Linked DNA regions of Mus musculus: region 1 is linked to region 2. Evidence: chromatin loops called from intact Hi-C (ENCODE). Cell type or tissue: heart. All regions are shown on one strand. Links, peaks and the distances in the headings refer to the core of each region. The heading gives the core; the rest is flanking DNA.

Region 1 (16,203 bases), core at 4,433-12,432, 1.1 Mb before region 2:
ATGTTCAGAATGCAGGGAGATTTCCTTGTTTTGCGATTTGCCATGAGAAGAGGGCCCACAACTGCAGGTCACTGAAGCATTCACGCTAAGTCTCAGGATTTACTCTCCCTTCTCATGCTAAGTACACACACGCTCTTTTCCAGGTAATACTATGGGATACTATGGAAAGGTTGTTTGTTTTTAAATCTAGAAGTCTTGAACTGGCAATAGACAAAAATCCTTATAAATTCAAGTGTAAAATAAACTTAATTAAAAAGGTTTAAGTGTGAAATAATTGGATAAAAGAGTTTTCTTGACCTAGGTTGAGCTGGCAATTGATTCTGATGTCGAGGTATTTTTCACAGAAGGAAAGAATTCACTCATTTTTTTGGATCATAGGTGTATTTTGTGGTAACTTCCGGTGGTTTTATAAAATGGTATTGTAGATACAGCTGATCTGCACAGAGGTCACTAACGAGAAGCTGTAGCCACTCACATAAGCTCTGCTTTGAGCGTGTGTTTGTGGCAGAGCAGAGATTTCCTCCCTGTTCAGTATGTGGCTGCTGCTGCCATTGCAGATTAGGGGTTAGATTCCAGAAGGAAGCATCTGCCCTATTTGCTCCATAACAGGTGAGGTTTAAGCAAGCTTCGTAGCATCTGACATCGAGATGAAGCAAATATGTGCCCCATGTGAGGATCCTGTCTCAGAATCAGTAGGGCTGGGGGGAGGAGAAGCATTGTCTCAGGAGAGTGGCTAGTGACCTCCCTAGCTCTACTGCTATGGTTGATTGCCAAATAAAAGCACCATGCCTTCTGACCATTGCCAACACCGTTTGGTCTGCCAACATCCACTTTTGGTATTTCTCTATACAACTCTAACTTTGAAAAATCAGGTGAGAAGCATTTCAGATGAAATAACAAGTGTTGGGGCACTAATGGTAAAGTCTGGATATTTTGTACATCTCCAAGGAATCTATTAACGTCTACGAGTTATCATTACTACTCAGAGAGTAAAGGTCAACTAAAAACACTGGATTTGAACAGGAGTGTTTGGGGAAATAACCCAGCAATAGTGTGAGATGTAAGACCCATCTTTAGTTTTCTCTGTAACCTGCACACTGATTTCCAGTTTCTAGATCAGTTTCTAGACCATTTCTGCCACTGGCAGTAAGAGTTCCCCTCTGCCCACATCCCTGATACCACTTGCTGTTACCCCTGTTTTGATGACAGATTAATTTGGCTAGAGTGAAATGGAATCTCACTGTGGTTCTATTTGCATTTCTCTGGTGACTGGGAATGTTGAATATGTTCCATGTGTTTATTGGCCGGGCCAGCTTCATCCTTTGAGAAGGGCCTGTTCATTTCATTGGCCCATTTATTTATTGAATTGTTTGGTTTATCAGCACTTATGCATTTATTTTGTTTGAGTTCTTATAGTGTATTCTAAGTGTGACGCCTTTAACTACTAGGGATATTGACACATGAATTCTTACATATTGTGGGTATAAACCTCTGTCAGATATTTAGTTAGCACTTTTTTCTCCTATTCTGTAGGCTGTCCATTCACTAGATACATTGATTTCATTGCCATGAAGAAATCTTTTAATTTCACATAATCCCATTTTCAGCTGATGGGCTATTTCCTGAGCAACCAGAGTGCTGTTCAGAAAGTGCTTGCCTGTGCTGGTATTTTGAGGTGTTTCTTCCAATTTTCCTCTATCAGCTTGAATTTTAGGTCTCAACATAATAAAGATTGTACTTAATAAGCCTACGGTTAACATCAAGCTAAATGGGAAAAAAAACTAAAAGCATTTCCACTAAAATCAGGGTTAAAAAAGTAGGCCCACTTCATCCACACCTATTTAATATTGTACTTGAATTCTAAACCAGAACAGCGAATAAAGGGGATTCAAATAGGAAAGGAAAAAGTCGGAGTACACCTGTTTGCAGATGGCATACTTCTCTACACAAAGCCTTAAATATTCAATCATGTCTGGAGCTCATGCATTCCTTCAGGAAAGGGGCAGGAAACAGAATTATCAGACAAAAACTCAGTAGACTTCCTGTAGACCAATGGCAAACACACTGAGAACAACAACAACATCAGAAAAACAATCCTATTCTCAACTGCCAACAGAACAAAAAAACAAAAACAAAAAGAACAAGAACAATCAAAGCCCAAGAATATGCCCAGCCAAGCAGAGGACAGCTCTGCAAGAACACCTGTGAAACACTGTAGAAACAGAGACAGGAGAAGATTCCCCCAGTTATGGGTTGAATGAACTGGTGTTGAGAAATGGTTAGCCCACTCAAAGCAGTCTACAGATATGATGCCAACCCATTCAGATGCCAATGTTTTCTTAAATTCATTTTATGTCTGAGCATTCCTTAGTCTCTTATTTCCCTCACCTTGGCCAGAATGGGCCTCTAAGCTAATCACCATTCACTGCAGATAGAGGCTTCTCTGGCAAGGGCCTAGAGAAGTGCCTTAATCTATGAATGCCACGACAAGTCATTGGGAGTGGGTCTAATTCCTAATGACATCCATGGAGCAGAGTAACAGTTATAGGTTCCCTCCTAGAGCCTTTGATCCTTCTAGCTACAGGTTCATAGACAATGCGCTTACTCACAGAAATAAAGTAAAACATAAATCAGATGGAAACACAAATGACCCTAGATAAACAAACCAAGCCAGATCGAAATGAACCATGATATCAGATGGTATTCGATGGAACAAAAAGATACAAATCCACAATAATAGCATCTTAATTTTTTTACAAAGGTTCCAAAGTATACATAGGAAGAAAATAGCCTCTTAATTAGAACTAGATATCCACATATAAAAGAATGAACCAGATATCTGTTGTCCACCTTATACAGCAAATCCATTAAATGGATCAAAGACCTCAATATAAAAGTTGAAACCTTTAAAATCTAAAATGGTTTAAAGTAAAAAAAAAAAAAAATTAACACAAGGCTGTCAGAGGTGAAAATTTCCACATGTGACAATGTATAAATCCACCCACATGGAATGTGTGTGCACAGGGCACATGGATACAAACACACCTTGTTAAATGGTGGGAGTAGGGAATCCTCTCTCTTATCCCTTCTTCCTCTCCTCCATGAAGGCTTTTTGTTGTAGAGAAAAAATTATTTGTTTTTGTTCTAATTCTAGTTTCTTATTAAATAACCTATAACAGGGGTTCTCAAATTTCAATACCACCATAGCTTATCATTTTTTGGAAAACTTAATGAGTATGTACAAGTTATTGGAATAATGCCTTGCATGCTGTATACATAATCAAAATGACAGCATGCCCATATCTATACTCATGAACACAGAAAAAAATTAAACTATAATGCCAAAGAAAAAGAAATGAATTGTCTGGTTTTATGTTAGTAAGACATCTGGAAGTAAAATTTACAGAAATTAGAAGCTTATGGTTTGAATGTGAGCTGATCCCTCCCAAGACCCTGTGTCTGGATACTTGGTCTCAACTGGTAGTGCTCTTTGGGGAAATTGTGAGATCACTAAGGTAGAGTTTAGTTATAGGAAGTGGGTCATGGTGTCTGGTCCTACACTGATTCTGGCCTGAATATCCTCTGCTGAAATTTGAGGATCTGTAGTCACTCTAGCTTCTAAGAACTCTTCCACATGTCAGTTATGGACTGTGCCCTCTCAAACATGAGTCTAAATGTGTTCTTGCTCCCTCCCCTAATAGCTCCTGTCAGGGATTCAGTTATAGATACCAAAAAAGTAAGAAATAAATATATTGTCCTTAGGCACCCTGAGTAAGAAAGGGGTCTGGGGAGAAGGAGGGAAATATGGGGGTAGAAAGAAGGAAGTTATAATGGGGAGAGCAGGAAATGTTGGAGGTAGAAAGAAGGAAGGAATGATGGGGGAGAAGACAATGATGGGAATGAAGGAGGGAAATCATGGGGAGGAGAGAAGGAGAAGGAGAAGGAAGGAATGATGGGGAGAAGGAGAGAATAATGGGAGAAGGAGGGAATGATGGGAGGAGGGAGCAATGGGAGAAAGGAAGGAACTGAAGTATCCTTATGGTTCCAAATAAATGTACAACTATTCACCTGAAGGCACTTCACTTCTTGTGATTGTCCAGATGTGTCAAAAATGTCATGTGTAGGTCAAAGGTTGCTTGGCATTTAACATAGTCTAAGAGAAAGGATCCAGGATCTTGGTATTATGAGACAGCACAAGTAGGTTCTGTATATCAGGGGCTGGATGGGGACCAAGCATCCAGATAAAGGGTCTTCTGGAGACTAAAGAATGTGTATATTGGATCACCATGTGAGTATGGACAGGCCCTGGGTGACTGTGTGTAACCCTTCTCCAGTCTTTTCTGCAGATAAGAGGAATCCCTTGAGTCTTCCTGTGGACTCTCCCTAGGGAGGGAGTCTGTGTTGGGGCCCAGCTCACCAGTGGAGTGGGGGACACACTCAGTGTGAGCAACGCAGCAGAGAGGGTGGGAAAGTCAGCTCATCCACATAAATTTCTCATTTCCAATAAAGTTATTGCACAACGTGTTCAGTGTGACTCCTGGAAATTAAAGAGAAGTGGATCGGTTTTTTTGCCAAGTATGAGCCGCAAACTTAAGAGGGCTTCCAGACCCACTTCCAAATGTCACAGCAAAAACAAACAAAGCATTTCTAAAATGAAGTACCATCAATCAAGGAATCTGTTTGGCCAGTCACAGAAGTCAAGGGTGAGAGTGGAGACCCATAGAAGTCAATCTGTTCACACAGCAAGGGAAACCCTTATCTTCTGGTGGGAACTCAATCATGATTGGCATCTTTGGAGTTTCATCTCGCCACATCCCAGATCCTGCTGTGTCTATGTGCTTCTTACTATATATATATATATATATATATATATATATATATATATATATAGTGTGTGTGTGTGTATGCACATGTGAGTGTATTGAACATGTATGTGCATGTGTGTGTACATGTTGAGTGTACACAGTGGAGTCACAGACACCTCAGAAAAATCTCAAATGTGTAACTTGTCTTGATGATTGGAAAGACATTTGCTAACCCTACATTTCTTCTGAGAAAGTGGATGGTCCAGCCAGAAACAGAGTTGAGACTGAGGCCAGAGAGGAGGCAAACCAGGTGAGAGGTCCCTTGGCAGTGGTGGAAGCTGCTGAAGATCAAACCCAGGCTCTCCCTCATGCTAAGGGAGTGTTCTGAACAGTCCCAGCCCCAGATGCCAGACAGGCAGAAATGTGAAATCACGTAACAAGTACATGTTTGGATTCTGTGTCCCAAGTTTAAGGTCAGCTTCCCTATCATATTACAGCCATTCCTTATCAAGAGGCAGCCATGGCTTCCTTTCATATTATTAGAAATGGAAGGGCTTCAGCTCGGATGCAGAGTTTTATCTAGTACTCAGACTTGTCTAAGAGATAATTATGTGCCAGTGAAAAACTTGTAAATGTCCAGTGACAGAGTAGAGAGTGCCTGGAAAGCCAGTGTGTGGAGAGAGAGGAGGACCTTGGGCTACCACTTGTGCTGGCGTTACTTTCATGTTGCTGTGGTGAAATACAAGAGAAAAACAAGACAGGTCAAGTTTATTCTGGGGACAGCTTCAGAGAACTTTCATCCCACATGGCAGGGGAGGTAGGGTGGCAGAAACTTCAGAAGGGCACATCCCTTTCTAGTGTGTACAAGCAAAGACTTTAACTGGAATCGGGCTCTTGGTTTCAGAGGGATTTGCGTTTATCATGGCGAGCAGGACAGGTAGGTTCCACTCCTTACTGATGTGCGGTCCAGCAGGAGCAAAGAACTGGTCTCATCCGGAATCATCAAAGGCTCTGCTGACTTCTGCTGACCCTGCAGGCCCCACTTAGTGATTCCACAGCTTTCAAAAATGGCACTGGAAGCTGGGAATTTAGCATTCCAAATATGAGTTTGGTAGGGCACATTTCAGACTCAGATCACAGTCTTCTGTCTCTTGCCCCTGAAGGCTCATGATTGTCTAATAATGAGAAGTTCCACTAATCCAAATCTGAGAGTTCCCACTATATTAATAAAAACTCCAGCTCACCCAAATATCCAATGTTCAAAGTCTCTACTGAGTCTCAAGACAATACCTGAGCTACTTGGCTTCATAAAATGATCTTCTAGTATACGGTAGCACTGAGCAGCATTCCCAAAGGGAGGGATTGGAGGAAGCAAGGAAATATTGGACCAAACAAAGTCAAAACAGGACAAATGTTAAATCTTGTAGCCCTGGGCGTGGTTCTGTGGCACAAGTTACCACAATGCGATCCACCACAGGCTTGAGGAGCCTTGCTTTGTTCAGCACACCATGCCTTGGGCTAGCTCCACATGGTATCTGCAGCTTTCCATGGCAGGTATTCCAGTTCTCAACATCCTCCTATCCATATTGCAAACATAGATTTTATGCAAAGCCCCATGCATATGCTGCAAGGGACCCCTGATATGCAGACTCCACTTGTGCTCCATCCACACTGGCCTTTATCTTGACCCAGTACTTCTATGGTGTCAGCACACAGAAAATGCCAGCCTCTGCAGCCACCCCAAGATGTGACTGGTCCCTTGGACCATGGCTGTACCGGTCTCTGAGTACCTTGTGTATCTTCTGTTTAATGGTGCTGATCTTTTTGCCAGTTAAAGCCATTTTATCTGCATCTGCTTTGTCCACAATGACACTCTCCTTTCACACTGTACATTTTCAATTCTTTCTTTCTTTCTTTCTTTCTTTCTTTCTTTCTTTCTTTCTTTCTTTCTTTCTTTCTTTCTTTCTTTCTTCCTTCCTTCCTTCCTTCCTTCCTTCCTTCCTTCCTTCCTTCCTTCCTTCCTTTCTTTCTTTCTTTCTTTCTTTCTTTCTTTCTTTCTTTCTTTCTTTTCTCTTGGTTTTTCGAGACAGGGTTTCTCTGTGTAGCCCTGGTTGTCCTGGAACTCACTTTGTAGACCAGGCTGGCCTCGAACTCAGAAATCCGCCTGCCTCTGCTTCCCGAGTGCTGGGATTAAAGGCGTGCGCTCAAATCTTTTTCTGATCTTTAGTCCTGAATCTTGGTGTCAGTTTGGCTTAAAGCTCTGGGAAATGACAATGCTGAAGCCCACATGCTATGCTGTGTCAAAACTTCCGCTACAAAACAATTCCATAGAGTTCACACTCACTCAACTTTGAGGACACAGGGGAAAATGTAGCTTGGTTCTTTGCACAAATGTGACATACACAGTCTAGAGTCCAGTCTTCAATAGAGTTCGGTTCCCACCGAAACCTCACGGGTGCTGTCTTTGTGGCCCACCATTCTTCAGGCATTCTGGGATTCCAGACTCCCAGCAGCATCCCCCCACTAAGTGAAGACTAGTGTATCTAGGACATCTGTAGTCCTCAGTTCCAATCTCTTTCAAATCCCTCCTAAAAATCATCTCCCAGGGTTCAAACCTCTCTTGGTCCGGCTTCATTTATCAATAACCTCAATTTTCTGATATTAATCGTCTATATTAGTTACTTGTGTTATCATTGTGGCAAGATGTATGACCGAGGTTTCATCTTGACTCCTGGTTGAGGAGAAAGCTCAGCCCATCCTGCTAACGGTGTTGCAGGAGGAGACTGAGAAAGGCGACTGGTGCTCACATAGCACAGGTCTGGGAGCAGAGAGCCTGGCCACAGCCATGACATGTAGCCTGTAAACATTTCCCTAGTGATCTAGTCCAGTCAGCCATGTTGAACTTCCTGTAGTCCCTATAATATAGTTCAAAATAGTATTGCAAGCTGTGGCCAGTGTTCAAAACATGAGACTAAAGGCACTTTATACTCTCATCACAGTACTCATGTCCAAATAAAGCCATCAAAAGAGAAGATGGGCGGAGAGAGGAGAGAGGAAGGGAGTAAGATACAGCGTTTTCAGTATTTAAAGAGTGGAATAGGATTGAATGTACAGGAGCAGGAGAAGGCAGACCTTTTGGATTTTTCTTCTTTTGTTTTTAGACTGTTTTTTGGGATATGATAGAAATCCCATTACATTTGGTACATCTTAATTTTATATGTAATTTTAATATAGATACAGTGTTACTCGTAGTGTCATATAATTGCTTTAGAATATTCAGGACTTGAGCGTACAGGGCAGGCATGATTGGGGAGGAAGATGGCAACGATACTTCTGTTTTTCCCCAGTTTTTGCAGCTTGACAATGTTAGGGAGGGATGGTCAGATGTTTTGTTGAGTGGGTGAGGTGAATCGGGTATTTTTTTTCTTTTCCTCTGTGTGTGTATGCGTGAATGTGTGTATGCACGTGCATGCCTGTATGTGTGTGTAATTAGTGTAGCCATGTCATACAAGTGCCTTCCTTTGTCCTGTTGCTCACACATGCAACCACTAGAGGGAAGCACGCGAACATCTAATGAAAACGTCTGCTTTATTAACTACAATTAAGCAAATGGTAAAAATTGTAAGACTACGAAAAGGAACAATAAGCTACCCAACATACGCCATGAATGTTCCTTAAGGTATATTCCCCGGGCACTGTAAAACCGAGATGTCGCCACATCTTCTACTGTCCATCTTTGCATGAAGTTCTATTGTATCAAACCACTTACAACGACAAGACCTTGCACAACCATAGCCCCCAGTGCAAAAGGAGTCTAGCTAAAGCTTCCAGAAATAAAAGCCACTCTGTTTTGCTGAAGAGTCTATAAGGCCAAGAGACTAAACATTGTGAGTGTTGACATTTAACACTGTGTAGACCAGGGCCAAATTATCTTCAGCTATTTCAGTCACACAAAAAAACTCATTGCTCACTCCCATGTCTGACCAAACCTTTTGTGACTACTAAAACATTAAATATTCATTCATTGAAGAGAATGTACTTCCACCAGCAACAAGCTAAGGATATGTCAGACAGCATCTGAAACCTACAGCAGTTCCCCCTCTTTGTAGCTGCTCTGCCACCCGTGGTCCCTGCCTGTATGTGGCATATGCCTTGGTTTATAAATGCCTTGGTTTACGACTTTGTTTGGTAATTAACAGTGGCTTGTGTAGCCACCTCCATAGTAGGTCACATCCTTAGGAATGACCCAAATTAATATTTGCAGCCCACGGTCAGATTGCATACCATAATTAATTCTTTTGTGCTTCCATTAAGGACTGTAAGACCTGTGGTGAGTCCTACGAACTCCATGTCCAATTGAAAGCCCATTTCCCTTGACATTTCAACTTTCGATGTTCTAAAGGCTAGTAAGGTCACCTATCACAGTCTGACCTATAAACAAACCCGTGGGCCTCATGTCCCTCCCATCCACGCTTCCTTGTCATTCCAGGACCCAGGACACCCAGGACAGCACTCCCTTCTTGCAATACCACACACACCATGCCTTCTTCTCTGTATCCAACCATCGAGCACTTAACACTTTCTTTTACACCAAAAATATTTCTGCAATGAATCATGAGATTGATTCTTCTGGTTTCTATCAATAATCTTGGAAAATATGCATCCAAGCATACATCATCTCCAGTGAGCAAATATTAAAGACACTTTCCTACGAGAAAGGTTGCCATGAGCCTGGCCTGTAGGCAACAGGATATTTGTGGTTGTTCTCTTTTTGCTTTGAGTTGGACTCCTTATATCTTGAAATTGGAGCATCTTTGCCCTGTAGGAGAACAGTGAGTGCAAACATAGGCATGTGGACAGACATCAAAAGCCGCACTTCTGGGAGGTCAAGGCTCTTGTCTTGGCCAGTGTAGGGCTCATTCTGACTTGGGATGCTCATAGGTTGTTATTTCTCTCCCTGAGTTTCTTCTCCACTATGCATCTGTTTGGAGATTTTTATTCCTTATAGAGACACAGAGGCAATGTCTAGGGTTCCTGGAAGCTCTCAGACTTGACCACATGCACTTATGCACTTGTTCTAGGAAATAAATTAAATATGATACAAACAGCTTCCCACTATTACGGACTTTGTTGAACTTTCCATTCTACACACTGTACAACAGAAAACTCACACTGTGGACAGTAGAACATGTTTCTCCTGCCAGGGTTATGAGCTTATATAGGAAATATTTCTCAATCACTTCATGTGTGGAATTTGGCACTCACTCGTGCACAAGGATAAGGGTAGAGTGACAGTTATCAGAAGCTGGAATGGGGCAGAGCTAGGCATGGACAAAGGCTGCTGCATGGTACTGAGCACATGTGGTGTGCACATAGTATGACTATGGTGAGCACAGTGTGTGACTGTGGTGTGCACACAGTGGAGTGACTGGTGTGCACATAGTGTGACTATGGTGTGCACAGTAGTGTGACTGTGGTGTGCACAGTATAGTGATTATGATCTTTATAGTGGTGTGCACAGTGGAGTGATTGTTGAATGCACACTAGTGTGACTATGGGATGCACAGTAGTGTGATTATGGTGTGCACAGTAGAGTGACTGTGTTATGCACAGTAGTGTGACTGGTCTGCACAGTGGAATGACTATTGTGTGCACATAGTGTGACTATAGTGTGCACACTACTGTGGCTGTAGTGTGCACATTAGTGTGACTGTGGTGTGCACACTAGTGTTACTGTGACCGTGGTATGCACACTAGTATGACTATGGTTAATAATACTCTATGGAGTATTTAAAAGAATCTACAAAAAAGAATCTGAGCATTTTTACCACAAGGGAAAGATAAACATGTAGACAGACAGGTTTGTGTAGGTGGACTTGGACATTCATAAAGACTATGTGTATTAAAACAACACAGGCTCTACATAAATGTGTATAAAGTTTATATTTTAAAAGACACTGAATGGAAAATATTTTTATGTTGGACTATAGTTAGGTCAAGGGGAGATAAATATTTTATTTGCCTCATGAATATTTATAACTGAGGGGTGTAATCCATATAAACCCTTTGCTCCCCAAGTTGCTTTTTGCCAGAGGTTTTATCACATCACAGGGTGATCCAAGGACAGAGTGGAGGAGGATGGTGCTGGAGGTGGAGGGGCTAAGCACCAAAATGTAGCTAGAAAGGAGCAGGTTCTAGTGTTCTGCTGCTGCTGAGGTGACAGCAGTTTACAGTGGTTTGTTATGTATCTTCTGAAGAACTGGGAGAAATGGCGTGTTTGCAGGAAGCTGGAAACACAGGTCGTCCAGCTGTTAGTCACTGTATATGAGGGCTGAAGTCTCCACTGTGCCCTCATACTGGCACTACTGTGAGTCAATTAAAAGTAGAAACAATCACTAGAGTTTCATCCTTCATAGCTCCAGACAGCACTGCTCATCTTTCTTCTAACAATGCAGCGGGATCCTTTTCTAGGAGATGCGGCACACAATCGGCCATGTCACCCTCTGTGGGGACATTCGGATGTGATGGGCACATGGCGTGATATGGGTGCTGCAGAGATGTCCAGCTTTTGCACTGAAGTCAGAGGACATAGAGACTGCCCAGGGTGGAGGTTTGGGAGCTGTTGTCGGGTGCACACAGGTGGAGGAAGGAAGCCAGGGAAAATGGATAGCCCTGTATGTGCCTCAGGGAACACACATACTACAGAAGCTGGGCTGTGTATGGGTTTGGACAAAAAATCACTTGGTGGCAGATGGGCTGATGATGGAAGGAGACAGGTTTTCTAGCTGTTTGATGGAAACAGTACATGGTACAGTCGTTGTGGGACTTTAGCAGGTACACAGGCTGAATGCAGTACTACTGTGCAGAGGGTAGCTAATGCAACATCCTCGGGAGGGCAAAGGCTGTGGGACCCCAGATAAGATAAAAAGGGGGACAGAGAGATGAATCTCTGAGTAAAGCTGTTGCCAAACCTGACAGACAACCTGAGATCAGTCCTAGGAACCCACATATGTAGCAGAAGGAAAGAACAGATTCATCCACCAAGTTGTGTTATGACCTTCGCATGTGTGCTTGACAGTCCCCCTAAATAACAGCAATAGTAATAATAATAATAAATAATAATAATGATGATGATGATGATGATGATGGTGTAAAAAGGGGAAAGGATTTATAACCAAATTCTACAATTGGTTATAAAATGAGCTATAGTGAAGAGAAATAATTTTATGTACCTTTTTGTTTGTTTACTTATAAATAAATCAAGTCCTGGTTTTCCTGGACTCTATTTGTAGACCAGAACTCACAGAGAGCCACCTGCCTCTGCCTCTGCCTCCCAAGTGCTAGAATTAAAGGTGTGCATCACCATGTCCTGAAAGAAATAACTTTGTAATGTTCCCAACCCAAGAATTGATCTATACAGAGACATTGGAATATCTGTTTATCTTAATTTGGTCACATATTATATACATCTGTCAAATGTACACACACACACACACACACACACACACACACACACACACACACACACACACTGATTACATGTATATTGAAAAGAATGAGCTATAATATGGCTGATGGTTTTCTAGCTGTCCACTCAAAACCAGTGACCCAAATCCTCTCCCTCTTCTGCCCTTGAGCACTCCTCCATTGAAGGTCAGCGTCTCACAGCCTTACTTTCTGCCTTCTGAGGGTGATAGTACAGTTTCTTTATGTTGGCTCCTGTCTTCTATGATTTCTGTTGTAATAAACACCATAATCAAAAGCAGATTGGGGAGGAAAGCTTTTATTTGGCTTATGTGTCTGCACCATAGTCCATCATGACAAGAATTCAGGGCAGGAAGTCAAGCAGGAATCGAGAGGCAGGAACTGCAGCAGCGGTCATTTAGGGCTGTTGTAAATTTGCTTGCACCTCATGGATCCTGCCCAGTCTACTTCTGTAAGCACCTCAGGAGCATCTGCCCAGGGAGGGCACTGACCACAATGGGCTAAGCCCTCACACATCAGTAATGATGCAAGGATAATAATTGTACCACAGAGTGCCCACAGGTCAACTGAGGGAGACTGCTTTTCAATTGACATTTCTTCTTTCTAGGTGACTAGCTTGTTTCAAATTGGCAAAACCTCGGAGAGATGGCTCAGCGATTAAGAGCACTGTTTGCTCTTCCAGAGGTGCTGAGTTCAATTCCCAGTAACTTGGTGGCTCACAACCATCTATGATTGGGATCTGAGTCTCTCTTCTGGCATGCAGGTGTACATACAGAAAGAGCACTCACATACCCACAATGTACCCAAATTGGCAGAAATCATCAAATCCCCAAGACTCACCAAAGCTTCTGAATGTGGTATTTCATGCATGGTTACCATCTTGCCTTTACTTCCTAAAACAGTCTTCATTCATGGCAGAGGGTGCAACTACACTGCCTTCTTATTCATTTATAAAGAGCTTTCAGGTTTAGTAACAATGAATAAGGTTTAGTAGTCCCTGAGCCTCAGAGGCAACCACATCGAATTCACTCGCGGCTGAGATAGACCAGCCAGGTGGGCAGAAGGATTCGTCTGGGCTGTGAACTGACATAGGCCAGGGCCATCTTAGTGATTCTTATTAACATGTAGATTAATGTTAATGTGAATGGCTGTGTCATTCTCATTGACCTTGGAGTCCAAACCCATCAGTTCTGGATGACTGTACCAGACCACAACCATGCGAAGACACAAGTCTGTGCTGTATTTCAGGAATCCTGCACAAAATCTTAAGCTGCAAAAAATCTTTCTGTAAATCTTCGCCCACACACTCTGCCTTGACCCACAAGCTGTACGCTGGTAATTATAGAGAATGTATGTATATGCAGCATGGTTGCGGGGGTGGAAGGACTCCTGCTTTGTCTTCGTTGTCTGCAGTTGGATGCCAGCATCTCTGCTCTGCAGGCGCTCCCTGGTTTAGCCATGGAGATTCTGCAGAGCTCTGCATTTAGCATTGCTCAGCTTTCCTTTCGAAATCCCCGGGTCCCTCAGGTCCAAGGCCAATTCCAGCTAAGTCCCCTCACTATCTCCCGTTGCCTGGTGCAGGCTTTGGCTCAGAAGAGCCTTCGGTTCGTGTTTCATAGTTGAGAAATGGCTATGTGAACGGCATACACATCTACATTAATGAGGACAACTTTTTCTTCCACTCCCGTTCTTGGATCTGAGCATCACAGGACAGGGCTCTGATAGAGGCATGGAAACATCTGCCTGTTTCATCAGAGACTCTCAGTGTGAGCGCTTTGCACTTCACTCATCTGCAGAGTCCATGTCACCTTTCAGTGATCTGTAATACCTGTGAGAGTAGAGCACTGAAGGCAGAGTCAGAAAACCACCTCTAGCAAACCCTGTTATACTACTACTGAGGTGCACTAACTCTTGGGGAATGCTCTGAAGAACTGAACCTGGCCAGGCAAAAGAAATATTGTACATGCCCCCCACCTGCCCCCGAGGATGAGGGCACAAAGTAAGTCTTTTTGCATAGGGCTGACTTTTTATGTGCTTTTCTGTTGGGGTAGGGGTATGCCTCAGTGTTTGTTTGTTTGTTTGTTTGTTTGTTTGTCTGTTTCACTCTGCAGAACCAGAAAAGAACCAATGAGGTAGGACCTTGGGGACTAGTAGACCCTCAGAAACACATACACTTTCCAAATCTGTTAGTGGACATCTATGGCTGAGCCCTGAGTCGGCTGAGGGCAGATCCAACCCACAGAAGCTTAGGCCAAAGTGTCTGCAGAGGTAAGACCTGGTACACTCCTGAGAAACTGAGGTTACAGATCCCACCCAGCTGTCAAGAATCCATAAATCACCCCAGCCCTCTAGTCTGCACTCTCACACACAGAAATGCTGACACACAGAAATGCTACTTTCAAGAAATAAAGATTTGGGTCAGTCAGGGACAGAATAATTTATGTATAATTCATAATTTTGTCTGCCTTGTAGACTCAAGTACTTTCAACTATTTATATTCAAATATACTAAATTTACACATGTATTTTCTATTTTTTTAAAGCAAGCATCTTTAAAGGAATGGAAAGTCACGTTCACCCTTTTAACTTTCCGTTCTGTATTCTCATGGGTTAAGAATGTGTAAAATTATCTCCCTGTCCCCTTGTGTCTGCAGTTTCATTTATAGGTGTTTAGCACACTTCTCCTGGGAAATGCTTAGGCTTTGCCTTTCGTTTCTGAGTTTAGCTGTGTTCCATCTATGTTCACATATACATATACAGCCTTTTATCTAAGTGCCCAATGGGTTAGGCAGCTTCTGAGACATGGCTGCATCTGCTGTGCACCGGCAAGGATGCACGTGATACCTTGCCATGGTGGTCCTACCCTTTGTGGTGACATTTTGGTTTCTAATCATTAAAAGTAGACACCCTAGTGCTACCACCTCATACGGTGACATGAAGGGAGGATAGCAGGAGAGAGTGCTGTGCTCCCAGGCAGACCCATAGCCATGCTCCTGTTGTCTAGAGCACTCTGACAGGCACCTTTTACAGTTTGCAAGTGCATATTCAAATGCTCCAAGGGGAGGCCGCACCAATGTTTTAAAATTTTGGACCATGGGATCCACCAGAGATGGAGACCTTTGGTCATCGTTGAGGGAAGTTAACTGAGTGACTATGTAAGAGCGGGGAGGCATCACGATCTTGAACAGCATTCATTTCTCCAGTGTACACTCTATTCTCTTGGGACTAAGCAGCTATCATCCAGAGCAGCTGAGTCACACTGCTCTGAGAGCTTTCCATAACTCTCTGGACTTCGGGATGCAGACTAGATCTTAGCTTCCCACCCAGGATGTCTCCCGAAGTTGTACCACCATCCTTCATTATGAAAGACAAATTACACACACACACACACACACACACACACACACACACACACACACACCCCACACATATATTTACACAAACACCACACACATCATATACACTCACATACATGCACACACACACAAACACCTCCCCACACCAGACACACTACACACACACACACACACACACACACACACACACACATAAACACCCCCGCTATACACCACACATAGTACACACACATTTACATACACACACTCACACACCACAACACAACACAACACACACACACACACACACACACACACACACACACTTCACTGTCTACACAATCTGTGCCAATGACTGACTGGTCACATCACACCATTAATAAATGGCAGTGTGTGAGAATGCAATATGAAAGCATTTCATTTCTGACGTCACAGAAGCTGGCAGCTGGCTTCTGGAGAAAACAGGAAGATAAGGAAAGGCATGAGCAGAGAGGACTGAGGTGAGGCCCTAATGCTCATAGGCTATGTTATCTGTTCGAGTTTTCTTTTGTTGCTGTGCCTAAGCTCCCTGTCTAAAAG
Region 2 (16,203 bases), core at 5,127-13,126:
TGCAGTTCCGGGGGAGATTGGGGTACAGTCGTAGCTTTAGGGTACAGGGAAATGGGTGGGGTGTAAGAATGGAAGAATGAGCACAGGAGGGGGATGGCGTGCGGGGGGAAGGATGGGGTGCATAAAGGATGGGGTTCAGGGAGAAGGATGAAGGACAGGAGATTATGTGATGTGAGGTTATGGGGTGCTTGAGGACAATTGGGTTCAGTGAGCAATGGGGTACAGGAAGAGGATGGGTGCTGGGCTGGAGGCAGGTTCTGTCCCACAGTGGAAAGAGGCAATAGTACCTTGACTCTGCACACACAACTGAGATGCCCCTCTGTACCATTCAGCCCAAGCTACCACTTTCTGGCCTCTGGAACTCCAGGTGCTTTCTGGCTCTGTATGTTAAGAGACTTGAGTGGTCCGTCCCCTGATCTCTGGGAACTTCACCAGGGGTGGGTTTACCTCTGCGTTGTAAGTAGTCTTGACTAACAGAGCACATGATGGATTGAAGGTAAACCTCCTTTTGTGGCATTTCCTCAAGTGATGTAGCTATAGCTGTTGGGTCAGATGTGGTTCTTGACCTACCAAGAAGAGCAGCCACTCCGGGGCTGCCAGGGACTTGGAAATGGATTTTCCATTGGGGCTTCCAAAGGGAACCATCCTTTGATAACGATTGGCTCAGCTTAGAGAGACCCTCGCCAAACATCTGACCTCCACAAAAGTGATGGTTCTCATTAGTAAGATAGCAATCATTTGTGGTTCATTAGTGCAAAGAGGTATCAAGGGAGATGTCTTCATTCCACACTTCTGGGAGTGAAGAGGCTTGTAGACAGGAGAGAGTCATGAGGAACGAAAGACAGACCGTAGATGCCAGCATTAGTTATCAGTAATTGCAGAGGTGTGCCCAGTTAAACTCCTTCCAGCTTATCTCCTATGACGGCATCAAGGACTGTCTGGGCACGTGTGCCTGCAGTCATGCGTCCAATTAGCCACTGATCCCTTGTTTGGATATTCTTGGGGGAGGAAAGGGTTTAGTTTTCCCTTATAATTGTAGTTCATTACAAAGGGAAGCCAGGGCAGGAACTCAAGGCAGAAAGTGAAGCCATAGAGAAATACTGCTCATTGGCTGAGTCTCCATAGCCTGCTCAGCCCGCTTTAACAAAACAAACAAACAAACAAACAAAACCAGCCCAGGGTTGGCACTTACCCTCAGCGAGCTAGGCTCTCCCACTTGTATCATCAATTAGTAGATCGCCCCACAGGCGATCTGATGGGGGTGTTTTATCAATTGAAGTTGACATGATGACCCCAGCTTGTGACAAATTGACAGAGAACTAACCAGCACAAATGGATTACAATAACTAAAGGGGAGACATTGAAGCAAGAGGAGAGGTTGCTGGCCAGAAGAGGGGGGTCGTTAGGAATGGAAGGGGTATCGAGGAATGAACACTTTTAAATATTTCACAAATGTGTCTAGTATTATTTTAAAAAGCAATTTTTAAATGAAAAACGGACAAATAAGAAAAGAAAAGCAGAGGCAATTCGCTATGGGATGGAGACCTACAGGTTAACGAACTGAACGGAGGCCTGTGTGCCTTTAAGTGGCTTTTCCTTTGAGCACCCCTACTCTCTTTCTGGGAGAAGAAACTAGGCACAACAAAAGCTGAGAGACCCAGAAGTATTCATGTCAGCCATCTTTATGACATAAGATAGACATGCCCACGAATGTTCTAAACTTTCAATACATCTCCATTCCCCGAGCGAGGCATACGTAACCCCCACCCACCCACCCACCCACCGCAATGTATCAGCCATCTTTCTTTCTTGAGCTAGGACCTTGAAGTGAGCATGCTCAGTAGTGTGCATCTCAAACTGAGCAGGCTCGGGAATGTGCCCGCCGCAAACCGTTTTCCAAGAGGAGTTGTTGTCAGCTCCAAAAGTTTCCAATCTTCCTTTGTTAGGAAGGAGTCTGCTTTGGCAATGATGCCGTTGCTCTCTTTCCTTGGAGCGGGGGGGGGGGGGGGTGCGCGGGGAGAGGGGAGTGAATCTTCTCACCATAACTTCTGGATAAGCTTGGTTTGGCTTTGCCCTCCCCAAGAGGAAAACCCATCAGTTTAGGTATAAATGCAGCATGCATAGCACGCATCTTGTGCAAGCTTTTCTCCAGGAATAGCAAGAGAAAAGAATAAAAGCATGTGATTTTTATCTCCTTTTATGTGCATTCAAAAATACCAGAAGCCCATGAACAATTAATCAGATATTTCCTGGGGCAGCGGGGAAGAAGCTCGTGGAGGAGGTGGGTAAATATGGAAGAGGAGGGTGCTTTCACAATGTTCCTTTTTGATGTATTTTTGAATCCTGTGAATATGTTACCTATTCAAAATATTTTATTAATTTTTTTTTAAATAACAGGTTGAACAAGTTTCTCTAGGCCATACCCCGTGAATTCCAGACCTTGAGCTGACACGCTCTGAGATAGGCCTCTGCTGATTTCCCCACTGCCCCATTCCTGCCCTTTGGGTGCACCACAGCAAAAGAATTGTGGGTAGTAGAAGCTGGTGTCCGTGGAGGGCACGTCAGAACCTCTCTGTGCTGTTGCAAAGGCCACCGCTTCACTGTCATGCCCACTCCCTGGAGGAGTAGACATAGGTAGAGTGAAGCTGAGTCTGGGTTGAGATAAGAGTCAGCCAGGCAGAGGATTGGGCACACTAAACGGCCTGTTAACATCCTAAGGTTGCTGTGGCAACACAGCACAAGTCGGGATTCCCTCCAGAAATCTACTCTTTACTGTCTGGGACTGGAAGCATCAACAGAAATGTACGTACCCAGTCTGGGGAAGGTGGGACCTCTCTTACCTCATCTGGTTTCTCATTGCTGCAGACCCCTCTGCCTGGGCCCTCTGGCTTGCAGGATATGATTCTCGGGAGGACACTCCATCTTCACAGTTTTCCGTGCACGGCTGGCTCCACATGAGGTCTCTTCCCATAGACATCAATACTGTTGGGTTCAGAGCCCACCCTGTTCTGTCATGAGCTCTGTATAACTCTATCTGCAATGACCAGAGAAGGTCACTGTCCTGTTTCATTTTTTGTTGCTGTGATAAAAAATACTCTGAAAAAAGGCAAGCAATGCAAAAAATAAATAAAGTTGGGGGGATTTAGTTTAGAGTTCCAGGCTACAGTCCATACCTTTCTTTGTACAGAAGTTTAGATAACAGGAATGTGAGAGAATTAGTCAGATTCATGGTCAAGGTCAGAAGAAATAAATACATGTCTGTCTGATGTGTTCACTGTCCACACAGTCTAGGACTTTCTGAGTAGAGAATGATGTCACCCATAGTGTTCTGAGTCTTCCCACAGCAGTTAACAATCAAGACAATCCCTCATAGGCATGTCCACAGGCTAATCAGATCTAAAATGTCTCTCATCAAGTCTCCCTCTCCAGGTGATCCTAGTTGTGTCCAGTTGATAGGAGTAACCATTGAAGGTACATTCATAGGTGGGAGATTCAGGAACATGTCTCTTTGGAGGGCACAGCAGAACACATGACAAAGCGTAGCCTGGAAGTGTTGTCAGTTGGACTGAGTTACTGAGCTGTGTTTCACTGTTCTGCAATGCTGATTTGAAGGAACACAGACAAGGAATGAAGTGTCTGTCCTCGTGCCTCCTCTCAAGCAATTGGCGAAATAAAGATCTCAATTGCCTCCCATAAAAGTTGGTGAGACAACTGATATGTAACTAACCAAATCAAATCACCTGGCCCCCACAGGCTAAACCAAGGAAGGCATGGTATAGATACACCTGGACACACCCAGACATGGTAGAATGGTCGAACAAATAGTCTTCCGCTGGAGCTGTCTGGATCTTGAAAGATTGTGTTGCCCGAGAAACTCAAAAGCAATTCATAAAATGCTCTGAGACCTGCAGCTAAGCAAGGAGCTACTTATGGGCCCCATCATCATAAGACAGCAACTCTGCTTTTAGGGAAATAAAGAACTGTTTACTGCGAGCCAAATATGAGTGACTATGCCCTCAGAACACAAATTCAGGTTACCCTGAATGACAGATCCACCATAGAAAAAGTGATAAAGAACTTTTAGAGCCACAAGGGAAAATGTCATGTCAATACATTGTCCATTTACATTGGTCGGAGCATCAGTTAGGTGTGTGGCAGTGGACTGGAAACGTATCTTTTGTCGGCTTCAGGAGCCCTTGGTGGCATTAGCTTCAGGACTGGTGGGAGCTAGAGGTCAGCTTACCTAAGGGGCACATTCCAAGGAGTTGATCAGCACTTCATGAGGATGTTAGGTAGGTGACTTGACATTAAAGAGAGCCCTGTGTGGTTTGGACTTGGCACCTGCAGCTTTCCATAGCTTATGGTCGTGACATTCCTGTTGGCCAAGGTCAATTCATCTCTGGATTCTATCACACACAGATGCACATTCCTCAGTTAACCCCTGGGCTCAGTCCTGTGAGCTCACCGCTGAGTTTTAGAAACGCCTTAAACACTTTACGTTTTAAAGTGGAAGTTGCAGGAGCCTAAGCTCAAAGGCTGGGTTAGCTGGTCTTTACTTTGTTCTTCTCCACAAAACATTCTCCAATGACCTGTGGGACATGAGGCCTCTGCTTTTCTGACAAAGGTCAAAGGAGCAAGAAAGGTGAAAGGAGATACTTAGTGCCCCTAAGTTCCTGGATATCGGGGCTTGGTGGGTTCTGTGTACATGCAGCCAGAGAGGATGTAAACTCTTGAAGCAGCATACCAGATCCTCAGCTCTCTGCAATGGGAGGACCACACACACACACACACACACACACACGAAGACATGACTATGCATGCTTGTGTTTCATCAGAATAAAACCAGAACATCCCTGGCTACTGTAGCCATAATTAACCTGCTAGAGTCCCCTCACTACAACAGTGATGGGAGGATAAAACTGAGTTTCCTTCACACTAAAGACTGCAGTGTTGGCCACCCATGCTATCACTGTGCGTATCTTCACAGTGCCCCACTATCCAACTTTACAAACCTAGGAAGTATAAAGACAGCTGTCTTCTCCAGATGTGTGCCCAGGTCCCATGTAAGCTGGACAAGCCTTGTTCTTGAACCTACAAGCAAAAGTTTGGGGTCATCGACGGATACATGATCATAGTCTCTCTCTCTCGGATCTAACCATGATCTAGAACAGTCCTCATGATCCAAAGAAATCCTTCAATAAAAATGATTTACCATGTCCCTGCAAACAAAGATGGCAGCTACTACCTCAGCCAGAATCACAGTCAGCCCCAAGTCTTCGCTGACTTCTTCTGCTTAGTCACTTTGACTACTTAGCACAGACATCATGTGTGTCAATTTCACACGAGCTGTTCCTATCACAGAGAAAGGAGCCTCCATGAGATCCAGCTGTAAGGCATTTTCTAAATTAGTGATCAAGGGGGAGAGGGCCCATTGTGGGAGGTTCAACCCCTGGGCTGGTAGTCTTGGGTTCTATAAGAAAGCAAGCTGAGCAAGCCAGGGGAAGCAAGCCAATAAGCAGCATTCCTCCATGGCTTCTGCCTCCATTCGTGCCTCCAGGTTCCTGGCCTGTGTGAGTTCCAGTCCTGACTTCCTTGGTGATGAACAGCAACATGGAAGTGTAAACTGAATAAACCCTTTCCTCCCCAACTTGCTTCTTGGCCATGATGTTTTATGCAGTAATAGAAACTCTGACTAAGATACATCACAACAAAAGTTATATGGGAGCGCTAATATTTGGTTTTCTTTCTTTCTGCTCTCCAGTTAACACCAGCAAGGCCTTTTAGGCTGGCAATGAGTGACATGCTCAGGCCAGTCATGGCTGGGACTCCTGTTCACATGCAGAGGTCAAAGCTAGACCAACAGTCTGGCTTTCATTTCCCATTTTTCCAGATAAGCTCCCACCGCCAACCACACTACCACCCAGGGAACAAGAGGCACTGCACACAGGAAGTAGCATTTCCTGTAGCTGGACAGCTCTTCAGCCTCTCTCTTGGAGGGAACCTAATTTTCCAGGACTCCCCGCCCAGATACAGTCTTCCCCAGAACACTGTGTCCATCCAGAGAGCCATATGACAACAGAAACCTAACAGGACACCCTTTTGTCTTGCAAGAAGACCGCAACATATTCATAGGTATCGCTCCAAGGAATGCAGTTATCTGATCAGTCTTGGTAGCCCTAAAACTGTGGGTGGATTCGTCAGGGCCAGAGTCTGTCTTTCTGAATCTTGGTCCATCAGTCAGAACACAGACAGCTCCCAACATCCTCCAGGAGCTGGGATGTACAGAATCAGCTTGGAACCAATGGTGGAGACCCTGAGCTGGGAGATGGGCCGGTGCAGGAAGTTTTTTAAACGAGTTCCTGCCCAGTAACAAAGTAACAGAGAGGAAGTCCAGCCCTGCTTATCTCAGAGTGAGGAAGAGAAGATGAGCAGAGGCCAGCAAGCACAACAGGAGAGTCCCAGTCTCGGAAATGCTCCCGTGGCCACTGACAAAGCACAGTGTCTCATCCTGAGCACCCAGGGACATCGCTTCACCTCTCAGCAGAAGCACCTTAGTGGACATGGTCACTTTTCATGCTTGTAGGAATTAAATGAGGTGAGATGCAGCAGGCACCTGACAGCTAGACCTGAGTGAGACCTCCCTTCCCTTACCAACATGGAGGTCCGAGTCACTCATAGCCTTACGAAGTACAGTCAGAAGAAATCCAAGCTGCTTACTGAAGCTAAGTGCAGTGGAATCCGGTCCAGCTCCCACGGAGAGTGGTGTGAGCATGCAATCCCCTACACTGTGAGAAGGGGCCATTCTGTGAGATGGCGACTCCTCAAGGTCGTTACAACAAGAAGGCTAAATGGCTGCCTTTCAGAGGATGAATAGCCACCAATTCCTTCTAGATAATCAGACCAGTGTGTCTCAGCTGCAAAGTACCATGGCTTCCAGTGTTCTGTTCTCCCTACCAGCAGACATTAGGATGGGAGCCCTCTCTCCCCTGACACCTGACCCATTCTTGCCGGAAGACACGGCCTCTTGTAAGGAAATGAACTTGCCAAGACATAGACTGACTTTCTGCAACAATGAACATGCATGTAAAGTGTGGGCTGGACTGTCCCCCCCCCCCCTCAGTTTCCACAGACAATGCAGCAGTCACAGCGTGCAGTCAGGGCCCACATGCCTGCCTTCCATCTTTCATATAGATGTGCCACCTTTGATTCAACCCCTGTTTAAATCAAAACCTCTTGACCTTTCGCTTAAATAAAAGGCAATTGCCGGGCTGTCCCATTATGAATAACAAATAGGACCATTATTTAAGAGGCTGCGCATTCTAAGGAGCTGGGAGGCCATTTTTAGGAAATCTATGGCAGAGGATAGTCTAATTATAACCTAGGCTTATGTCGTGCTCAACCCCAAGATGTCTCAAAGCCCACTGTGGTTTTCTAACCACCTTCCTCCAGAAAAGAAACCATCAACAAAGAAACACACCACCAGTCAGGTGCATTTCCTGCCAGACAAAAATCAGCTCAGGGACATTTGAAATCGCACTTCCTAACAGTAAAAGCAACCGTGCCTGTGTCTTTGGACCAAAGCACTGACACTGTAATAACCCTCTTGGTAAAATAAACCTGGCCTAACATGAACTATGACCAGAAATCTTATGGGAAAGACACCTTGGGTGGAGCTTCTGGCTAAGCAGTGTCCTGTGGTGATTGAATGGAGTGACCCAAAAGATTAGATAAGTCAAAGCCCCGAAACTCAGACCTTGTGCCTGTTTGGAAATAAGCTCCATTCAGAAGTGAATAAGGCGAGGCCATGCTGAAGTGGCACTCGAGGAACCTTGGTCCACAGGTCTGTCAAGAGAGAAGGGAAACCATTCTGTTGGGACAGAGACACGGAGACTCCAGTACGGAGGTGGTAGCCAAGATGAGAGAGTAGAGCCTCTACGAGCCCAGAGAGGCCAGGGCTGGAGAAGTTGGAAGGAGCCAGGAAGGCTCTACCCACCCCTCAGGGGACCTGCTGCAGTGGCTTTGTTCTCAGACTCCTGACTGCAGGAGAGCCCAGTTCACACCAGGGTCATGGGAAATGTACACAGGCACGTGAGTGACATTCCATGGAAATTTCTAGCCTCCAATGAAGCAGAGAACAGAAGCCCTCACACATTTTCTTACGGCAGCACATTAGGTGACGTCAGCAGGGTGACTACGTGAGGAAAAAGGGCCACTTCTGCATCCTACCTCATTGGTCTCTTGGCAGGACATTCACACCTCTGTGCACCACTGCTGTGTGACACTGCTGTTTTGCAGAATAATGGACTCTAACCACAGGTGACTTGAGCACATCTATGGCTGGTCTCCCCAAACCTATCAATGGGACAGGTAAGACGTGTGGAGGTGGAAGGATGTTCAAAGAATCACTAAAGGCACATGATGTACATGCATGCATTCTGCACACAGACGCTCACCGCATGTGAGAACCATGGGCACACAGAGTCACCTGGGCAGCACTTTCCCAGATTCTGGCGGTACTCTGGACACAGATATTAAACTCCATGCCCAGAAAACCTCCACTCACGGCATGCAGCTCCTTCCACACTCACACAATGACGGGGCATTCTGTTGTTCCAGCTGAGCAGCCAGCCCAGCCCTGGAGCCTGCCCTGCAGGGGTTGGTGGACCGTTTCACCCCGGAGAGAACAGACATGTGAGTTCAAATGGTGACTCTAAGCCACAACAATGTCGGCACACCTTAGCTCTGCGACTGTATACTCGGGACCAGAGAGGGCCGGCCGGCCACACATAGCTGCTATTTCCAGTGTTTCACATAGTGGGGTTTGCTTTATTTTCCCACTACCTGTGGAGAGGAGAGATTAGAGGAAAAGCTAGCCAGAGTCACCCCACCATAGGGGTGTCATAAAGCCAAGGCTGACCTCGCTCTTACAGCCTCACCCTCCTAGATTCTGGGTTGACAGTCATATGTCACCATGCCAGGTTTATATGGAGCTCAGTCTAGGACCCAGGGCTTCACCAGCTGCAGGCATCGCCAGCCAAAGTGGTACCTGTAGTTTGAAAGTGTGGCAAAGATGGCTCTGACCTTGGACATGAGACTCAGTATGACAAAAAGCCTGGTTGTTTAAAATGGTTTGATTTTTGGCTTCTTAATAAAATTCATCTTTCAGTTCTGTGCCGTGTGCTAAGGATGGAGGAACATACAGGTGGGACAGAGGATCTGTGAAGAATCACTAAAAGCAAACACACAGGATCCGTGTTTGTTCCTACACTGCTATGTGAACACCCTGGGAAGGGCTTAGCAGGGTCAGACGTTCCAGTCACGAAGACAGATTTCCCTTGGTGCAAAGCATGAAAAGCAACTGGGGAACACAAAGCATAGGTGTCTTTCACCACAAACGGTGAGCTGCAAGCCAGACTCCCTGTTTCTAGGTCAAGCAGTCACTTGGCTGGACAGTTGCTGGCTGACAACGTTCGAACTGTGTCACCAACAGCTCCTGAACACTACCTGATAAGGCAGGGGCAGACTGCAGAATTTACTGGAACACCACTCCTGCCCACTGGCCTATTTATGGAGCTATTTTGACAGCGATGAAGGTTGGCTTCCCAGGGACATGATGTCACAGGAACCATCGGGATCACCTAGCAACAGGACACAAGCAGCGTGTCCAGCTTCTATTTATAACCAGCTCGCTGGCAATGTCAAGAGGTGAGCAGTTAGACCAGCCGGAGAAGCGCGGGGTCATTGGATTCTTCTGGAAGCCACAGCTGTTACTAGAGTTGACAGAGGGCACCACAGCCCAAAGCCTCACCTGTCACACTTGGTCCAAAGTGTCTTCCATAGAGCTCCAGTTTGTGCCCAACACTACAGAGTTGTGCAAGCTTCTCTCTCCCACCCAGCCAGTCATTCCAGGCACAGCGTCCCAGGCAGACTCTCGGGGGAGGCTCTCAGGGAACTGAGGAGGGAGCTCACTGTCTCAAGGGTAATCTGGGTAGATGGACACCGTCCTCAGTGGGCTAAGATCCACCTTCTCCTCTATCTACTGCAGATGCTCATTCCTTCCTACTGGAAGAGCCCTGGACTTATCATTCCCACCTCCATTGAAATGTGGCCTTTAAAAAAAATGTATTTACTTTTTAACTTATTCACTTTACATCCCATTTACGGCCCACCTCTTGGTCACCCCCTCCCACAGCCCTTCCCCACCTCCTCTTCCCTTCCCCTCTGAGTGGGCGGGGACCCCCTGGGTATCCCCTGACCCTGACACTTTAAACCTCTGTGAAGCTAGGCGCTTCCTATCTCACTGGAGCCAGACAAGGAAGCCTAGCTAAAAAATACACATCCCACATACGGGCAACAGCTTTTGGGATAGCCCCCATTCCAGTTATCCCAGACCCACATGAAGACCAAGCTGCACATCTGCTACCTATGTGCAGGGAGGCCTGGACATATGTCCAGACAGTGTATGTTCTTTGGTTGGCAATTTAGACTCTGAAAGCCCCAAATGTCCAGCTTAGTTGATTCTGTTGGTCTCCTGTGGAATTCCTATCTTCTTTGGGGCCCACAATCCTCCCTCCTATTCTTCCATAAGGGTCCCCAAGCTCCATCCACTGTTTGACTGCGGGTGTCTACATCTGTTTGAGTCAGTTGGTGGGTGGAGCCTCTCAGAGGACAGCCATGCTAGACTACTGTCTGCAAGGATAACAGTGTCATTAATAATGCCAGAGATTGGTGCTTGTCTATGGGATGGGTCTCAAGTTGGGCCAGTTATTGGTTGGCCATTCCCTCAATCTCTGTTCCATAGCCAATCCCTGCATTTCTTGTGGACAGAATAAGCTTTGAGTCAAAATGTTTGTGGGTAGGTTGGTATGTTCTACCAGGGTTCCTGTCTGGAGATGTTGCCTTGATTTGCATCAGGATCAAAGGCCACTGATGTAGCCTCAATGTGACATGCCTTCAGTATGTTGTGAGCATGAGCTCTTGGGCCTCAGCTGTTGTGTGACAAGGTGTGGAACCTTTTGCATGTGAAGTGTTCACCAGCAGATGAAGGGTTATAATCCGGATAGCCACTGAGACATGAACAGCCTCTGCTTCTACCACCACAGCCACAAGCAGCTCTCAACACCAGGCCCTCAAGACCATCTTGGCTCGTGCACTGCTACAGTGCTGTTCGGTAAGACCCCAGTCTTTATGATGCAAAGTTTCAATTGTACTTCACACAATCATTATGTCGGGGGAGGGAGGGGTGCACTCACCATGTATACACGTGTGAAAAACTTGCAGTTAGTGTCAGATGTCTTCCTCTATAGATCTCCATCTGGGGTGTGTGTGTGTGTGTGTGTGCGCGCGCACGTGCGTGCATGTGTGTGTGTGTGCATATGTGTGCCTGTGTGTGCATGTGTGTGTCCAAGTATGTTTGTTGTTTGTTTGTTTGTTTGTTTAATGAGATGGGGTCTTACTGCAAAGACAAGACTGGCCTCAGACTCCCAGCAACCACATACCTCTGCCTCGAGTGCTAGGACTAAAAGTGTGTACGGTCACGCCCAGTCCACCACCTCACTGAATCTGGAGTGACTGTTGTTGACTGCTTAGACTGGTTGGCCAGGGAACCCCACCCATCTGCCTGTCTCTAGTCCACTAGTACTAGGATTATAGATGTGAGCTGTCACACTCTGGGATCCAAACTCCAGCCCTCACACTTACCCAGCAAGCTCTGTCCCAACACCCATCCTCCCAGCCCTTCCCACACACTTCTGTCTAAGAAGTGCTGATGCTTACAGAGCTGCCAGCCATGATGGACAGAGCAAAGGAAAGAGCAGTGCCCAGAGGGAAGGTCCCAAGGCCACACCCACCTTGTGTCTCCCCTTCCTCCTCTTAGGGCCCTGGATGCTCTGGGGCCCAGTACCAGATGAGGCAATGGTGAAGAGAAAAGATTTCTCTCCTTTGAGCCGCACAAGCTGAGCTGTGCTCTGCACCTGCCGAGGTGTTCTGGGGTCTCCGATACCTGAATCTTCAAGGTTCTGTGGAAAAGTTTGTCAGAACTCCCTACTGCCAGGTCCCCCACTCTGGACAGCCAGCCCTGCCTTGTCCTCACAGATCATATTTCCCAGCTTCACTGGGCTAGAGCCCCCTTCCCCAGAGGAGACCCTTGTGCAGAGGGCAGGTGTGGAAGGATAGATGGGGGGTGGTGCATAGCCAGAGGCTAAGCCCACCTGTGGTACAAATGCATCACCTCTAAGAATGATGAGACACTCACAGCGGGAGCTGGTGAACCGGCTCCGTCGGTAAAACGCTTACTTTGAAAACATAAGGACTTGAATTCAGATCTCCAAGACCCAAGTCAAAAGCTGGGCATGGTCTCTCTCTCTCTCTCTCTCTCTCTCTCTCTCTCTCTCTCTCTCTCACACACACACACACACACACACACACTTGTAATATAGCACTGGATGGTAGAGACAGGAGAATCTTGGCGGCTTGCCCAACAGCTAGTTTAGACAATCGATGAGCCTCTCCAGAGACCATGTCTCAAAGGAGAAGATAGACACTGATAAAGGAGACGCCCAGCAGTCGCTTCTGGCTTCCATATATGCACACACACATGCATAGACCACAACACACACACAAACACAACAATGTCCATTTTCTTGGCCTCTGGTGTGGCAAGCACCCTTCTCCTGTAACCAGAACATCTGTTAAATATCAGCAGATTAATTGACTGATAGAAAGTTCTGACTATAGAGAACCCAAACTACCTGGGCTATCTTCAGCCCCCGCCCCCCTTATAATCTACTAATGCCAGCCTAATATCTGATCTAACATCCGGCATCCCTGGGACCATTTGGTGAATCTTTCAGATGCTATTTAGCAAACTCTCAGCTTCCCTGGCACCAGAGCTAAGAATATTACCAGATAGCATCTGAAACTGACAGCAGAGAGCTCCCTGTCCGCTATAACCCCTACCAGATGTCCCCAGCAGCATTTGTAAATGCACTGATTTATTTATGGCTTTGTTTTGGTTTGTGACTACTAAAGTCACCGGTCCACAGCGGAACATGTCGTTCAAGGTAACATGAATAAACAAATCCAGGTGCTGGCTCATCTCTGCACTCTTTGCACCAGGAGCTGTGTTTGGCATAAACACTTCCCTCTCTCGGAGTCATACCATGAGACCCTGTGCACTGATGCTGTGGGTCCGTATTCCCAAATCCTTCTCCCCTGGGGAAAGGGTCCTTAGTCCCTTGGGCTCCTACTCAAGTCCTACCAAGCTGTTGCAAATCCACATTCCTCTTTTTCATGCAAAATGAAATTACACCCAACGCTCAGGAACGTGCCTCCACTGCCGCTGTGATTTCTCCCAGAACTCCCCACTCCTCACCCTTCACACAAGGCCAGGCCAAGTCATCCTTACTGTATTCTCACTGTACTTTCACAATTTTAATTCACAAACCCTGTTCTGTTTCTTCTGGGCTTCCTGATGCACAGCAGACCCTTAACCCTTCTGCCAGGGTTAAGCGCGATAGCAAGTGGACAAGGGCGCCACCTACAGGTGATTTTGACAAATAGCATAGATGCCCTCAAACTGGGCGGCAACTTGGTCATCGGTGTGTAAGGACCATCACTGGGATGTGATGATCGCATAGCGACCGCCCTAAGTTCCCAACTGCATCCGCAAGCTGGCTGGTCCCCGCAGGGCGTCCAGGTACACGCTGTGCCAAACTTGCCCGCAGCAACAAGCCAAGGGAATCGCGTGGGAAAATGGAAAACAGGCCTGCACGCCTCCGCGGGAAGTTGATGATCAGCAGGAACCGAATCTCCGAAGTCACCCGCAACCCCGCTCAGACTGGCAGTCTAAAAAAGGTATTTCCTGGTGGCGGGAGGGTGACTCAGTTTCCCGGTGACTCAGCGCCGCAAGTGCGCGGTGGTGCGGGTGTGCACCGCTATTCCGGGTGAGGCGGTGGATGGTCCTCGCGAGCCCGCGCAGCTCAGGAAGCTCAAAGTGGGGTGTAAGAGGAAGAGCTCCCCACGCGGGGGATGCGGGGAGGTGACTCAGCTGCGACACAACGCTCGCGGGGCTGCAGATCCGCGCCACCGTGAACCCCTGTTCAAAAGCGCGCAGGCCACTGGGTCCCCACGCGCGCATTTGTTCCTGTGCTTCCCCAAGGACAGGCCACTGTCCCCCAATGAACACGCTCTTCTCAATATCCTGTGCCATGTGGTCACAGGAGACTTCGTCCCGGGACATGTCCCTGCGGCAAGTGCCACAAGTGACCCATTCCCCCGCGTGGGAATTGCGATCCACACTCTAGAGCCCCCACCCCCACCCCTTCAAGCCCTTGGAGCTTGGATGCAAACTCCAGAGGTGACTGGGTAGCTCAGCTGTCCTGTTCCTGGGCTACAGTTACAACTTATGAGTCCTGAGGGCCAGCAAGGAACTGGTAAGAGCTGTGTGAGCCCACAAGGCACTGAACTAGCCCGCAGCTCTCCTCACAACAGTGGGGGGGGGAGGGGGGAGGAAATGTCTGGGATGCTGCCTGCCCTCCACCCGCAGAGCTTGGCTCCCACCGCCTTGGAGTCTGAATCTTCCAGAATGGAGCAGCCTAACAATCGATACCATGGCTCAGAGAGGATCAAAGGGCTGTTTTCCATTGCAGTTCAGAGCCCAGGGAGCCTTCCACACCAGCACCCACAGATGCTATGCTGCCATCTATGCGGCTATGCGGCATAGATAGGAAAATTTGCTTTCCAGAGGATGGAGGATGGGGAGGAGTTTTTCTCCTAATGTATCAAAACAAAACAAAACAAAACAAAACAAAACAAAAAAACTTTATCTTGGGTGTGATTTGTAGGGAAAAAGAAGAGGGAACTTGAGATACCTAAATTCAAGTGCAAAGTGGATACCTCTCAATGGGTCACCATTTCTCTCTCTCTCTCTCTCTCTCTCTCTCTCTCTCTCTCTCTCTCTCTCTCTCTCTCTCTCTCTCTGGCAGGCACACACACACACACATCCCAAATCCATGTGACCTGGACTTTGTAAGGGGGGGGGGGGAGTTACTACTTTGTAAACTAAGAGGATGCCAAATTGAACATTAGATTAACTGGGGACACACACACACAAGTGTAATTTTCTTCTCTCAAGCCAACATCGGAATAGCCCCCCAAATGCAAGTAACTTGATCATGAAAATAAGGACAAGGGGCTCCAAGTGTCACCTGTGGATCTCTCAGATCTGGAATTTCGAAGGCCGAGGACTACAAAACCCTCAAACTGGGCCCAGTTTGAAGCACTTGAACTATTGTGGTAAGGCCATCTTAAATCCAAGAGCATGAAATGCAGCTTTGCATTGTAGGAATCAAATCAGAGTAAATCATTCAACTACAAGTGAGGACAAACAACAGAATCGTCTCAAAGCCATTTTGATAAACTTGTAAAAAAAAAAAAAAAGATGCAGAATGTAGTTCAGGCTGGTGTGAAGGAAGAGCCCGGATGTAATCCTCAGCTAACCCTCTTTTCTCTTTTCCTCTTCGTGGGGACACTGTGAAGTAGGCAAGTGTTTGATTTCATTCCCAACCCAACCCTCTGGTCTATCTCTTCCTGTTGCATAACTGTACTTTTAATTTCGACCTAATTTTCACATCTGACGGGTCGTAAGCTTGTTCTCCGATGACTTGCTTCTTACACGGAGCACTGTAAAGGACGGGTGTTCTTTAGTCCCCCTGTTCCTCATACCTAAAACACAGCGAGTGTTTATGCTGACGATAAAACAGACAGAAGAAGAGAGGGATGGATGAGGAATGTATGGGAGGAGCCGTGGGTGGGAGGAGCCGTGGGTGGGAGGAGCCGTGGGTGGGAGGAGCCATGGGTAGAGGAGGTAGATAATGGCTGGGTAGGTGGGTGCCGGGTAGATGGGTGGGAGGAAGGACTGAAGCACAGGATGGAGGCAGAGTGCAGAAAGGCTAGATGAGGGAGCGCAGTCGGGCTAGCTTTTCTCTTCCTGTAGATTCCTCCCAACTTACGATTTTGGTTTGGAAAAACTTCAAATAAAAAAAAAAATGACCTAAATCGTGCAGATCCCCAGCCTCTTCTATAGTTTATATGTGGCAGAGCCAGAATCTATTTCCTCTCAGTACAAGGGATGGAATACTCTTTCCAGGCAAGCACACCGTTTCGGTGATGTGCCCACAACCTGTAAGACTTGTATCTAAATAG

The links. Hi-C counts contacts between places; a loop is a spot of excess contacts. Peaks named below come from ENCODE experiments on the same cell type or tissue, not always from the same donor. Only the 100,000 strongest peaks of a DNase experiment are listed, where the experiment ranks them.
Region 1: it touches region 2 in a loop (3-fold over the local background); 2 of 42 quality-filtered maps call a loop at or near these places.

Annotation. Positions count from the first base shown.
Region 1 is chr8:10,035,730-10,051,932 of GRCm38, forward strand. It overlaps Tnfsf13b (tumor necrosis factor (ligand) superfamily, member 13b), which reads left to right. Exons shown (of 7, transcript NM_033622.2): 7 at 1-271. Among named protein-coding and RNA genes, the nearest start is that of Tnfsf13b, 37 kb to the left of the region's middle. In heart, for the core only: a CTCF peak has its summit at 8,354 (motif pointing right); a DNase peak (open chromatin) is centred at 5,292.
Region 2 is chr8:11,174,165-11,190,367 of GRCm38, forward strand. Gm15418 (a long non-coding RNA gene) reads left to right here and starts at 13,565. Exons shown (of 3, transcript XR_003947509.1): 1 at 13,565-13,854. In heart, for the core only: no CTCF peak of the experiment used is centred there; DNase peaks (open chromatin) are centred at 5,917 and 9,587; H3K27ac peaks cover 7,100 bases.